Linked DNA regions of Homo sapiens: region 1 is linked to region 2. Evidence: chromatin contacts called from ENCODE Hi-C or POLR2A ChIA-PET data. All regions are on one chromosome and are shown on one strand. The core of a region is the stretch at or near the end of the contact, and the rest is flanking DNA. Distances in the headings are between cores, read along the strand shown.

Region 1 (5,514 bases), core at 2,116-4,615, 100 kb after region 2:
TCAACAAACAAGTATTTAGAGCAGGAGTGTTCAATCTTTGGTTTCCTTGGGCCACATAGAAGAATTGTCTTGGGCCACACATAAAATACATGAACACTAACAATAGCTGATGGACTAAAACACATACACACAAATCTTATAATGTTTTAAGAAAGTTTACAAATTTGTGTTTGGCTGCATTCAAAGCCATCCTGGGCCACATGTGGCCCGTGGGCCTTGGGTTGGACAAGCTTGATTTAGAGCCTCCTTTATGCAACGCCAGGTGCTAGATGCTGGGGCTGCATGGTGAACAGAGGAAGGCCCCTGCCCCGGGAGACACAGCTTGATTCCCTTATGGTGTAGAACACATGAGCCATGAGGTCAGGAGCTGTGGGGTCTTGTTCACCACTGTACCCTCTACCCCTACCTAGCACAGCACATGGCAATAAGTACATGCTCAAAAATACTCTGAGTGAGTGAATACAAGTTGAGTGCTGCCACACTGATTAAAGGGTGCTCTTGAAGTCCCTCAGCTGGTAAATGCCACCCTGCAGACTGCCCAAGTTCCCCTCAGGAAAAACAGAACCAGTGTACATTCAGATCTTAAGAGTGGTCATCCGGAATACGTACCTTATGAAAAAGTAAGGATATTCAGGTTCAGTAATGATATACTTGGTTTGCAAATAACACACGTTCGTTTTCATGTTGCTAAAGACTCCTTGCTAGGAAACGAAACACTTGTAATTTAATATGCAATGTTCTCAAGAGTCTGAGGCCAAACCACCTCAAGCTGTGAATGCCTTGGCTCTGAAGAGCCAGTCAGGGTCAGGGCAGGGCAGCACTTGGCCTGATGCTCCTCCAGAATAAACCAAACAGCCACAGGAAGTGGTTTCTGTGATTCAGTAGGTGGCACACTTCCTTTTGAGTCAGAACTGAATCACAGCTGTGAGAGGCGAAAAATACCTATTTCTTTATCCCATACTTTTTCCCTATTCCCAGTGGTAAATTTATCACAGACTGTCATATAATGTATCCTGTTTAGTTCCGCGTATTTAAGCAAACAAAAAAAATTTGGCAAATCAACTACGGGGAGGCAAGAAAGGAGGGGAAAACACAGCCGACTGGAATTAATCCAAACGTCATTATGTCGTCACAGGGCCATATTCTCAGAGGTGATTGAAAGAATTGCCACAGTGATTTTGCTGGGGTCATTCAGGCCCCTGGTTCTCTCAACTGGAGTCTGACCCATTTCCAGTGAAAGCAGTTAGATCACACTTACATAAACTGTGTTGCTTCAAATGGGCCTGCCCTCCTCTTCACTCACTGACCCTGGCTTGCTTCTTGGCATGTCTGCTGGAAGGCCATTCTCTGTCTGTCCCAGGCATGGCCCTAGTTCAGCTGCGGGTGAAATTATCCTGTTCTGAATGTACTGAATGCTGCTGGCAATGCTGTAAATTGTTGTGAGGCTTAAGGAAAAACCCTGTAGATATCAACAAGTCATAAAAACAGGCGTATTTTCTCTTCGTCTCTTTCCCACTGTGTGTTTTATTCTTCAATATTAACAGTTCTGGGAATGTAAATGTATTTAACTATATTTTCCTCTGATGAACTAGATTTTAGTATATAATTTGTGGCTTCCTTCCATACCAATTTGTTCATATTGATAGCATGCTTCAGAACAAAGCTTCAGAGCTCAGGCTATACATCCTATAACACTCTTGGAAGACCAGTAACCAGACTGGAACCAGAAATCTTATTGCCATGTTAATATGTCATTTTCCTTCTGTGAAATATTCCAATAATGTAAAGAATGCAAGATTCAAAGTCACATAGACCCATGTACACGTTCAATCTACACCAAAGTTTGTGGAGCTGTGTGACCTTCAATAAGTCTCTTAACCTCTCTGAGCCATAATTTCCTCAGTCTGAAAAATGGGATGCTAACATAAGGCCAACATTACAGTGAGAACTAAATAAAACTTTTACATAGTGTCTAGGACAGCTCCTAGCTCATATTTAGTGTTTAAAATAAGCCTCTGATCTTTCTCTTTATTTACAATACCTTTTCATTGGGAGATGAGGACAGCATTTGGACACAACTGTACAGGCACGCTAAGTCTCATCCTTCCAAAGACGTCAGTCACATTCAGCCCCTTTAGCAGTTTCATCAACAGCATGTATAGCACATGTGATAGCAAACAGCAAGTTGGATTCCTTAATAAAGCAGTAAAGAAGGTCAGCCAGGATGTAGGCTTTAAAGCCAAGGCCAGCTCTTCTGGGCAGGACAGTTGTGGCTGATGTATGACAGCCAAATGTAATGAGAGTCCTCATTTGACATATTGAAGCGAGCACCTCAAGGATGGGCAGGGAAAAGAACCATCAGCAGTACTCACCACCAGAGCAGCAGTGAGTGCCCAGGTCAAACTGGACAAGGGCTGGCAGACAGGTGGAAATGTGAGTACATCGTTAGATTTGAAAAGGCCTTTGGCAGGGCACAGTGGCTCACGCCTGTAATCCCAGCATTTTGGAAGGCCAAGGCGGGTGAATCATGAGGTCAGGAGAACGAGACCATCCTGGCTAACACGGTGAAACCCCGTCTCTACTAAAAATGCAAAAAATTACCTGGGTGTGGTGGCGGGCGCCTGTAGTCCCAGCTACTCAGGAGGCTGAGGCAGGAGAATGGCGTGAACCCGGGAGGTGGAGCTTGCAGTGAACCGAGATCGCGCGCCACTGCACTCCAGCCTGGGCGACAGAGCGAAACTCTGTCTCAAAAAAAAAAAAAGAAAAGAAAAGCCCTTTTAAAATGTCCATCCTCCCATAACCCTTTGAAGCCTCCCACGTCCCCCCAGTTCCTCCCAAATGGCATATAAAAAGGGTGATGGCTTTTAGACAAAGGCAGTAGTACTCCCCAAACAGTTAAGGTCCAGAACATCATCTTGTATATACCTGTCTTAGAGCTATCACGTTGTGTACTGGAGTTTCCTGATTACATGACAGACTCCTCTGCTAGACAAACTCCTGAAGACAAGGAGGGGTTCTTATTCATCCTTTAGCCAAACCTTACCTGTAGCTCAGCATGTAGCCCATGGTAGATGCTGAACCAATTTTGTTAACGTGAGAGAAATACAAGAAAGCCAAGTCAGAAATACCATTGTTGCTGTTAGAAAACTTCAAAGAGGAATTTGTGGTCTCTGGTGCCAAGGTCCCATAAGAGTTCCAGCTGGGTGAGCTTCTTGTGAGGAAAGGAGCCAGAAGTCAGAACACATAGTGTGACAATATGAGAGAAAAGAGGATGAAAGCTGTTCTTAAATTGCACCTGTCTAAGGCAATCCGAGCTTGACACATGGTTTCTGGAGGTCTGGGCATTGTCTGAGTGGAGTGTTGATTGTATGTCTCCTGGAGCCTTCTGTTTAAATAACTGCCAGAGCAGGATGACTCAGCAGCCGGAGGATGAGATGCTCTTGATCTGCCGTCCTCTTTAAGTGACAAATCACATTGCCCTGGGTGTCTGTGGCAATCTCTGATATGACACACTCCTTCCTGCCAGCCCATCAACCAGGGTGGCAAGTCACAGTTACTAATCTGGAGACGGCTGAAAATTGCTGACAGGCAAGATCCCATGCTCCAAGTGTAGAGAATCATCTTTAAAATGAACTCTTGTCAATCTTGTCAATAGATTTTCTTTTTTTTTTTTCTTTTTTGAGATGGAGTCTCACTCTGTAGCCAGGCTGGAGTACAGTGGTGTGATCTTGGCTCACCGCAACCTCCACCTCCCGGGTTCAAGTGATGCTCCTGCCTCAGCCTCCCCTGGTAGCTGGGACTACAGGCGCATGCCACCACACCCAGCTAATTTTTGCATTTTTAGTAGAGACGGGGTTTCACCATGTTGCCCAGGCTGCTCCGGAACTCCTGACCTTAGGTGATCCGCCCACCTCAGCCTCCCAAAGTGCTGGGATTACAGGCGTGAGCTACCACGCCCAGCCTAGATTTTGTTACTGAGACTGAGTCTCACTCTGTTGCCCAGGCTGGAGTGCAATGGTGTGATCTTGGCTCAGTGCAACCTCTGCCTCCTGGGTTCAAGCAATTCTCTTGCTTCAGCTTCCTGAGTACCGGGGATTACAGACGCCTGCCACCACACCTGGCTATTTGTATTTTTAGTAGAAACGAAGTTTCGCCATGTTGGCCAGGCTGATCTCAAACTGCTGACCTCAAGTGATCCGCTCGCCTCGGCCTTCCAAAGTGCTGGGATTCTAGGCATGAGCCACGGCACTCAGCCTTGTTTCTGAAATGTAGAGACTGATTTTACATTTCTAGTCTGTCTCCATATCAAAGACTCCCTATTGTCTTCAGGATAAAGTCGAAATTCAATATCCTGACCATTAGGGTCCTATAGGAACTTATCTATACCTACCTTCCTAGCATAATAGAATCTTAACTTGTTTTGCTTTTTTTTCTACTTGATATCGGCTTACTTCTGTTTGTTTCTTTGTTTTTGTCCCTGGCAGATAAATGGTGACAGGACAAAGCTTTAAGAACGTGGCCTAGAGGCCAGGTGTGGTGGCTCACTCCTATAATCCCGGTACTTTGGGAGGCCGGAGCATGCAGATCACTTGAGATCAGGAGTTGGAGACCAGTCTGACCTAACATGGTGAAACCCTGTCTCTACAAAAAATCCAAAAAATCCAGATGTGTTGGTGCACTCCTATAATCCCAGCTACTCGGAGGCTGAGGCAGTAGAATCGCTTGAACCTGGGAGATGGAGGTTGCAGAGAGCCCAGATCACCCCACTGCACTCTAGCCTGGGTGATGGAGCGAGACTCCTTCTGAAAGGAGAAGAAGGGGAAGGGGAAGAGGAAAAAGGGGAAGGAGAAGAAGGGGAAAGGGAAGGGGGAAAAAAAGAAAAGAGAAAAGTGGCCTAGGAGGAAATCCTACCTAGTAGCTATTTCCTGAAAATTGCAGAAGTTACCATTATTAAAATTTAGTAGGCTGGGTATGGTGGCTCACACCTATAATCCTAGCACTTTGGGAGGCCGAGGTGGGAGGATCTCTTGAGCTCAGGAGTTTAAGACCAGCTCAGGCAAGAGTGACACCCCTGTCCTTACAAAAATATCAAAAAATTAGCTGGATATGGTGGCATGCACCTGTGTTCCCAGCTACATGGGAGGCTGAGGCTGGAAGATGACCTAAGCCCAGGAGATGGAGGCTGTGGTGAGCCATGATCATACCACTGCACTCCAGCCTGGGTGACAGAAAGAGACCCTGTCTCAATATAAGTAAATAAATAAATAAATATAAAATTTAGTAGCACAGTACTTTCATGTTGGTCATTAAAGAGCAGTATTCTCTAGATTTTTTTGTTTGACAAATGTTGGTCAACTTTCAAGTAGGGATTCAAGGATAGCTTAGATACGAGACTCAAAAACTATACCTATAGGAACAGAAAACTTAAATTTGTGATTTGGACTAGCTGCTCTGTGCTATGCCCGAAATAAGCTAAATAGGTTTCTAACTTTTTTGTTTGTTTGAGATGGAGTC
Region 2 (6,131 bases), core at 3,058-5,557:
CTGATCTTCTATCCAGACCACTAAAGCTTTCTTTATATCGGCAACAGGGCTGTTTCATTTTCTTATCATTCATGTTCACTGGAGTAGCACTTTTAATTTCCTGCAGGGAATTTTCTTTTTTTTTTTTTTTTTTTTCTGTTTTTGAGACGGAGTCTTGATCAGTCACCCAGGCTAGAGTGCAGTGGCGCAATCTCGGCTCACTGCAAGCTCCACCTCCTGGGTTCACGCCATTCTCCTGCCTCAGCCTCCTGAGTAGCTGGGACTACAGGCGCCCGCCACCACGCCCGGCTAATTTTTTTGTATTTTTAGTAGAGACAGGGTTTCACCATGTTAGCCAGGATGGTCTCGATCTCCTGACCTCGCGATCCACCTGCCTCGGCCTCCCAAAGTGCTGGGATTACAGGCGTGAGCCACCGCGCCTGGCGGAATTTTCCTTTGTAGTCACAGTTTGTTTGGCTTAGGCCACCCAGCTTTCAGACCATCTCAGCTTCTGACATGCCTTCCTCACTAAGCTTAATCATCTATAGCTTTGATTTAGAGTAAGAGATAATGAGAGTCTTCCCTTCACTTGAACATTTGGAAGCCATTGTAGGGTTACTAATTGGCCTAATTTTAATATTATTGTGTCTCAGGGAAGAGGGAGGCCTGAGGAGAGGGAGAGAGATAGGGGAACAGCCAGTGAGTGGAGCAGTCAGAACGCATACAACATTTATTGTTTGCTGTCTTCTGTGGATGCAGTTTGTGGCACCCAGAACAATTATGACACTAACATCAAAAATAAAGAATATTATAATAATAATGAAAAAGTTTGAAATATTGCAAGAACTACCAAAATGTAACAGAGACATAAAGTGAACACATGCTATTGAAAAAATGGCACCAATAGACTTGCTCAATGCAGGGTTGACACAAATCTTCAATTTGGAAAAAATGCATTGTCTTCAAAGCGCAATAAACCAAAGTGCAATAAAACAAGATGTGCACGTACCATCTGAAGGACCTACCTGAGGCTGTTTTGTAGATTATTTTTTTGTAAGTAAGATTACACTCTAAAATAATGATTTAACATACATTATAGTAAATGCATCAACCGGTAGCATAATCATTCATTACCATTATCAAGTATTATGTACTATACAAAATCATATGTGCTATACTTTTATATAACTGGCCACACAGGTTTGTTTACACAAGCATCACCACAAATACATGAGTAATGAATGCAGTGTGCTATGACATTATGACGGCTATGATGGCATGGCACTAGGCAAGAGTAATGTTTCAGCTCCATTTTAATCTTATGGAAGTATATGTGTTCCATTGTTGACCAAGATGTCATGATGCAGTGCATGACTATATATTATCTGTAGAAATGAGATTATTTGGAGTCAATTAAGGCTACTATACCATTACGTTTTTTAGAACTGTAGAAATCTAAATTAATATTTCTACAGGACTTTTTCACAGACATTTTCTCATAATAACCCAATTCTTTTAAAGAAAATAAGAAGTGGCTTGTTTTCATCACCACTAATCTATAAAACAAAGAAATAAATAAAAATACGGTTGGTTTATACTTCAGATATATATCTTTGGTGATTTTCATAGAATCAAAAAAAAAATGAGGCCTCAAAAGCCATCATTTTAACATTAATTTTCCCAAATTAAGCTCACTTAATAATTTTTGAAATTGTGTTTATTTTCAGTTGAGTGGAGTATATTCAGTAAATCAATTTGCAATGCATTTGTTGCATCTACATCTCTCTTGCTGGTATTTCTCCTCTCACAGAATGGTTAGCACAGAAGAGACTTCCTCCACGGGACCCTGGCTTAGAAATGGTTGCATTTCAGAGCCAAAGTAGTATAAGCTGCCAAAATGATTCTGAGCAATGGAAAAAGAGTCCTCATGTATCCCTCACAGCTCATTAAAGAGTTTGCCCCACCATTATCCCCAGGCTTTTCCATCTTCAATGTCTTCCCCTTAATTGCACCCATTTCTAATCTTGATGCACATTTTCAAATGTTTCTTCTTCTCGAGAGACTTTTTCCTCCATCCTGCATTTTTTGCAGTCTCTAGCCATTTTGGAAAATTTCTTGAAAGAAGACATTTCCACATCTGTGCCTTCTTCTCATTCACCATAATCTGGCCTCCACTCCCACTCTTCTACTAGACTTTTCCAAAAGGTCTCCAAGGACTTCTATAGGAGCAAGTATAGAAGCCTCTTCTGGGCCAGGCGCAGTGGCTCACATCTGTAATCTCAACACTCTGGGAGGCCGAGGCAGGTGGATCACCTGAGGTCAGGAGTTCGAGGCCAGCCTGGCCAAAATGGTGAAACCCTGTCTCTACTAAAAACACAAAAATTAGCTGGCTATGGTGGCGCACACCTGTAATCCTAGCTACTTAGGAGGCTGAGGCAGGAGAATCACTTGAACCCAGGAGGCAGAGGTTGCGGTGAGCCAAGATCACACCACTGCACTCCAGCCTGGGTGACAGAGTGAGACTCCATGTCAAAAAAAAAAAAAAAAAAAAAAAAACTGCTCCATGGCAGTGTTTCAAGTGCCTGCTGTGACTGTGCTGTTCTGGACGCCAAGCCTTGCTTTGGTGTTGTTTTCCTCCTACTTTTGTCTCTCCTTTCATTTGATTGGCTGCCAAAATGTAAGAGGCCTCTAAGCTTCCTCACTTAGCACTCCTTTTACCCCGGCTAATCTCTCTTGCTTTCATTCAGACCTGTACTGAGACTGCTATACACTGATAGTACTCCACAATTTATCCTCCCTTTTTTTGGTCTGTAAGAGTCTGAGCATTTTATTTTTTCCAAATGAAAGCTCAACATTTCCACTCAGATGTGCCTCAGTCACCTCAGAATCAGCATTTCAAAAACCAAACTTTTCTTTCTTTTTATTGTAGAGACAGGGTCTTGCTCTGTCTTCACCCAGGCTAGAGTGCAGTGGCATGATCATAGCTCATGGCAGCCTTTAAACTCCTGGGCTCAAGCAATCCTTCCGCCCCAGCCTCCAGAGCAGCTGGGACCATAGGTGTACACCACCATGCTCAGCTAGCAACCTTTTCTTTCTTCTGCAAATTTTTCTTCTGCCTATGTCTTGGGCCCTTTTTGGGTGAGTAACATCATCATCTCCCTACTCACACAAAATAAAGAACTGAAGTAAGCTCTGATGTTTGTTCCCACCTAAGCCCCTTCTTTAAATTGCTTAGTCTGTTTGTGAATTCATCCTGTCTTCTCCCTTTCCTCTGACTCTGCCCTTGCTCAGACTATCATCATCAATGTTCTGGACAATACTGGTAGCTCTGAACATGTCCCCTCACTTCCAATCTTTCCTAATACAGCACATCCTGATCCATACACAATGAGACTTTTATCTCTTAGCAATGATAAGATAGAATTCCTTGGAAAACATCACAAAACACTTTTGGTAGAAAAAAACCAAACACTGCTATGTTAAGAGACTACATAAACCCTAATCTGTATTCTGCATGATTTTTCACCGGAGGAATATTTCTGAAGTAAAAATATGTTCCATTACTCCCCTGCTAAAAACTCCAGAATAGCACTTCGCTGTCTTCAGAATCAAGATAGGAAGAAAAAGGGTCTGATTTTCCACTCCTACATTACTCCATCTATGCTAATTTGTGTTGAATTTCCAGACATATCTATGCTCTGTAATAACTCGGGGCTTGGGACCTTCAGTTTTTTCTGCCCAGAATGCCCACTTCCCATCCTGTCAGCTGTCTATTCATCCTTCATTATCCAGTTCCTTTTTACCTCTCAAGACTCAGTATCTCACCCTTCTCCTCAATGCTGACTCACTCAAACTAAGTCCGCATTGAACTCCCTCCTAAACTTCTTTTAATCTTTTGAAATTGCTCTTTCTTGCCTGCCGAGCCTTTGTACACACATTTCTCTCTGCCTCGAACACTCCCTCCTGCTTAGCCTGCCTGACACTTACCTAATCTTCAAAATTCACTTCAAATGTCATTTCCTCTGTCTCTGACTCCTCAAGCTGTCCTATGTACTGGGACCAGAGTATGCTTGATCACTTTCAAAGCACTGTACTGTATGGTGGTTTTTCTAACTCTATTTTCCTATTTGATTTTGAGTGTGGCATGTTAATTAGGGCAATGCTACTTATTGCAGGAGACAAACTCCTACATCTGAGTAGCTTAATATAATGGAGGTTTCTTTCTTTCCCATTGAAAGTCCAAACAGATGTTCCTAATTGTCAGGTGGCTCTACTCCAAGCATGAGTCAGGGTCCTAAATTCCATCCTGTGGCTCGGCCAGTTTCAATACATGTTCACTTTGAAAAAGAAGTTTTATGGGCCAAGCCTGCTGGTGCCTCACATGACCACTGCCCATAAGTCACATGGCCACACCCAATTATAAGAGGGACTGGAAAAAGTAGTTAAGCTGTCCACCTAGGAAGAAGAGGAAATGCTGTGATGTACAGACATCTAGTCTTTGCTGGAGCTAGGCTCTGCTTTTTCTCTCTCTATCGCCAGTACCTGTCATGGACCTGACCCATATTTGTTGAACAAATGAGTGAATGAAAAGCATAAAAGATTCATAAAAGATCTTATATTTTAACTTAGCACTTCCAGTAGTTTTTTTGGTTGTTGTTGTTTTGTTTTGTTTTTGTTTGTTTGTTTGTTTGAGACAGAGTCCTGCTCTGTCACCCAGGCTGGAGTGCAGTGGCACAATCGGCTCACTGCAAGCTTCGCCTCCCGGGTTCACGCCATTCTCCTGCCTCAGCCTCCCGAGTAGCTGGGACTACAGGTGCCCGCCACCACGCCCGGCTAATTTTTTGTATTTTTAGTAGAGACGGGTTTCACCATGTTAGCCAGGATGATCTCGATCTCCTGACCTCGTGATCCGCCCGCCTCGGCCTCCCAAAGTGCTGGGATTACAGGCGTGAGCCACCGTGCCTGGCTCCAGTAACTTTTAAAGAGCACTTAGACTCCCAAATCCACTTAAAAAAAAGTCTTCTCTTTTTTCTATACCCAATGAAATAAAAATAGGTTTTTAAAGGAAGAAATATAAAACAAGTTGTAATTGGTGGCATGTACTACCATAGCAAAAGTCCTTACTCAAGTGACTGACACGGAAAAATCACCCTGATGTGGTTTGTCTCTGTGTCCCCCTCAAATTTCATTTCGAATTGTAATCCCCACATGTTGGAGGAGGGGCCTGGTGGGGGATGATTGGATCATGGGGGTGGATTTCTCCCTTGCTATTCTCATGATAATGAGTGAGTTCTCATGAGATCTGATGGTTTAAAAGTGTGGCACTTCCCTTCGCTCCCTCTCCTCCTGCCACCATGTAAGATATGCCTTGCTTCCCCTTCACCTTCTGCCATGATTGTAAGTTTCCTGAGACCTCCCCAGCCATGCAGAACTGTAAGTCAATTAAACATCTTTTGTTTATAAATTATGCAGTCTGAGGGTAGTATCTTTATAGTAGTGTAAGAACATATTAAAACACATCCCTCTGGAAATTTAATAATGATGGTAGTTGTATTTGTTTCCTAGGGCTACTGTAACAAAGTCCCGCAAAGTAGGTGGCTTAAGTAGGAGAAATTCATTGTCCCACAGTTCCAGAAGCTAGAAGTCCAAGATCAAGGTGTCAGCAGGATTGGTTCCTTCAGAGGGCTGTGAGGGAGAATCTGTCCCATGCCTCTCCCCTAGCTTCTGATGGTTTTCTGGCAATCTTTGGTGTTCCTTGGCTTCTGCAATATCACCCCAATCTCTGCCTTCATGTTCATATGGCATTCCCCCATATGCATATCTGTATCCAAATTTCCCCCTTTGTAAGGATACCAGTCATATTGGATCCGGGCCCACTCTACTCCAGTAGGTCCTCATCTAGCCAACTACATCTGCAACAACCCTATTTCCAAATAAGGTCACATTCTGAGATGCTAGGGATTAGGACTCCAGCATGTGAATTTTTGAGGGACAGAACTCCACCTACAGTGGGGGGGTTATGAAGCTCAGATGTATTAGCCTCCCTGTTTGTCCTTACTTTGAGATAAAGCTTAAAAAGAATCTTGTCATCCAAATTAGACTCTTTTCTGCCAAAGGGCAGCATTCTGACTGAAGAGGAAGGTTGGGATGGA

The links. Hi-C counts contacts between places; a loop is a spot of excess contacts on that map. ChIA-PET counts read pairs that join two places held with the same protein, here RNA polymerase II (POLR2A). Pooled maps may share reads with other maps.
Region 1: a loop to region 2 is called in a map of cardiac septum, with 2.3 times the contacts of the local background. The contact joins the promoter of LUCAT1 here to the enhancer-like site in region 2. A Hi-C loop is called at or near these places in 12 of 168 maps with a recorded cell type or tissue (CD4-positive, alpha-beta T cell, CD4-positive, alpha-beta memory T cell, CD8-positive, alpha-beta T cell and 7 more), 10 of 37 single-sample maps with no recorded cell type and 18 of 50 pooled maps. POLR2A ChIA-PET finds 5 or more read pairs at or near these places in 7 of 52 experiments (A673, BJ, MCF 10A and 4 more).

The regions. Positions count from the first base shown.
Region 1 is chr5:91,311,037-91,316,550 of GRCh38, forward strand. It overlaps LUCAT1 (lung cancer associated transcript 1), which reads right to left and starts at 3,366. Exons shown (of 5, transcript NR_103548.1): 1 at 3,044-3,366; 2 at 2,602-2,741; 3 at 2,042-2,193. RefSeq lists enhancers at 240-1,439, 802-1,346, 2,791-3,990, 2,878-3,665.
Region 2 is chr5:91,208,609-91,214,739 of GRCh38, forward strand. The region is part of intron 3 of LOC107986432 (a long non-coding RNA gene); the gene reads right to left. Among named protein-coding and RNA genes, the nearest start is that of LUCAT1, 100 kb to the right of the region's middle. Within about 2 kb of position 4,308, at least 8 of the 41 ENCODE cell types and tissues checked have a DNase peak (open chromatin) inside an H3K27ac peak, as active enhancers do; they include A673, where a contact is called at or near this core.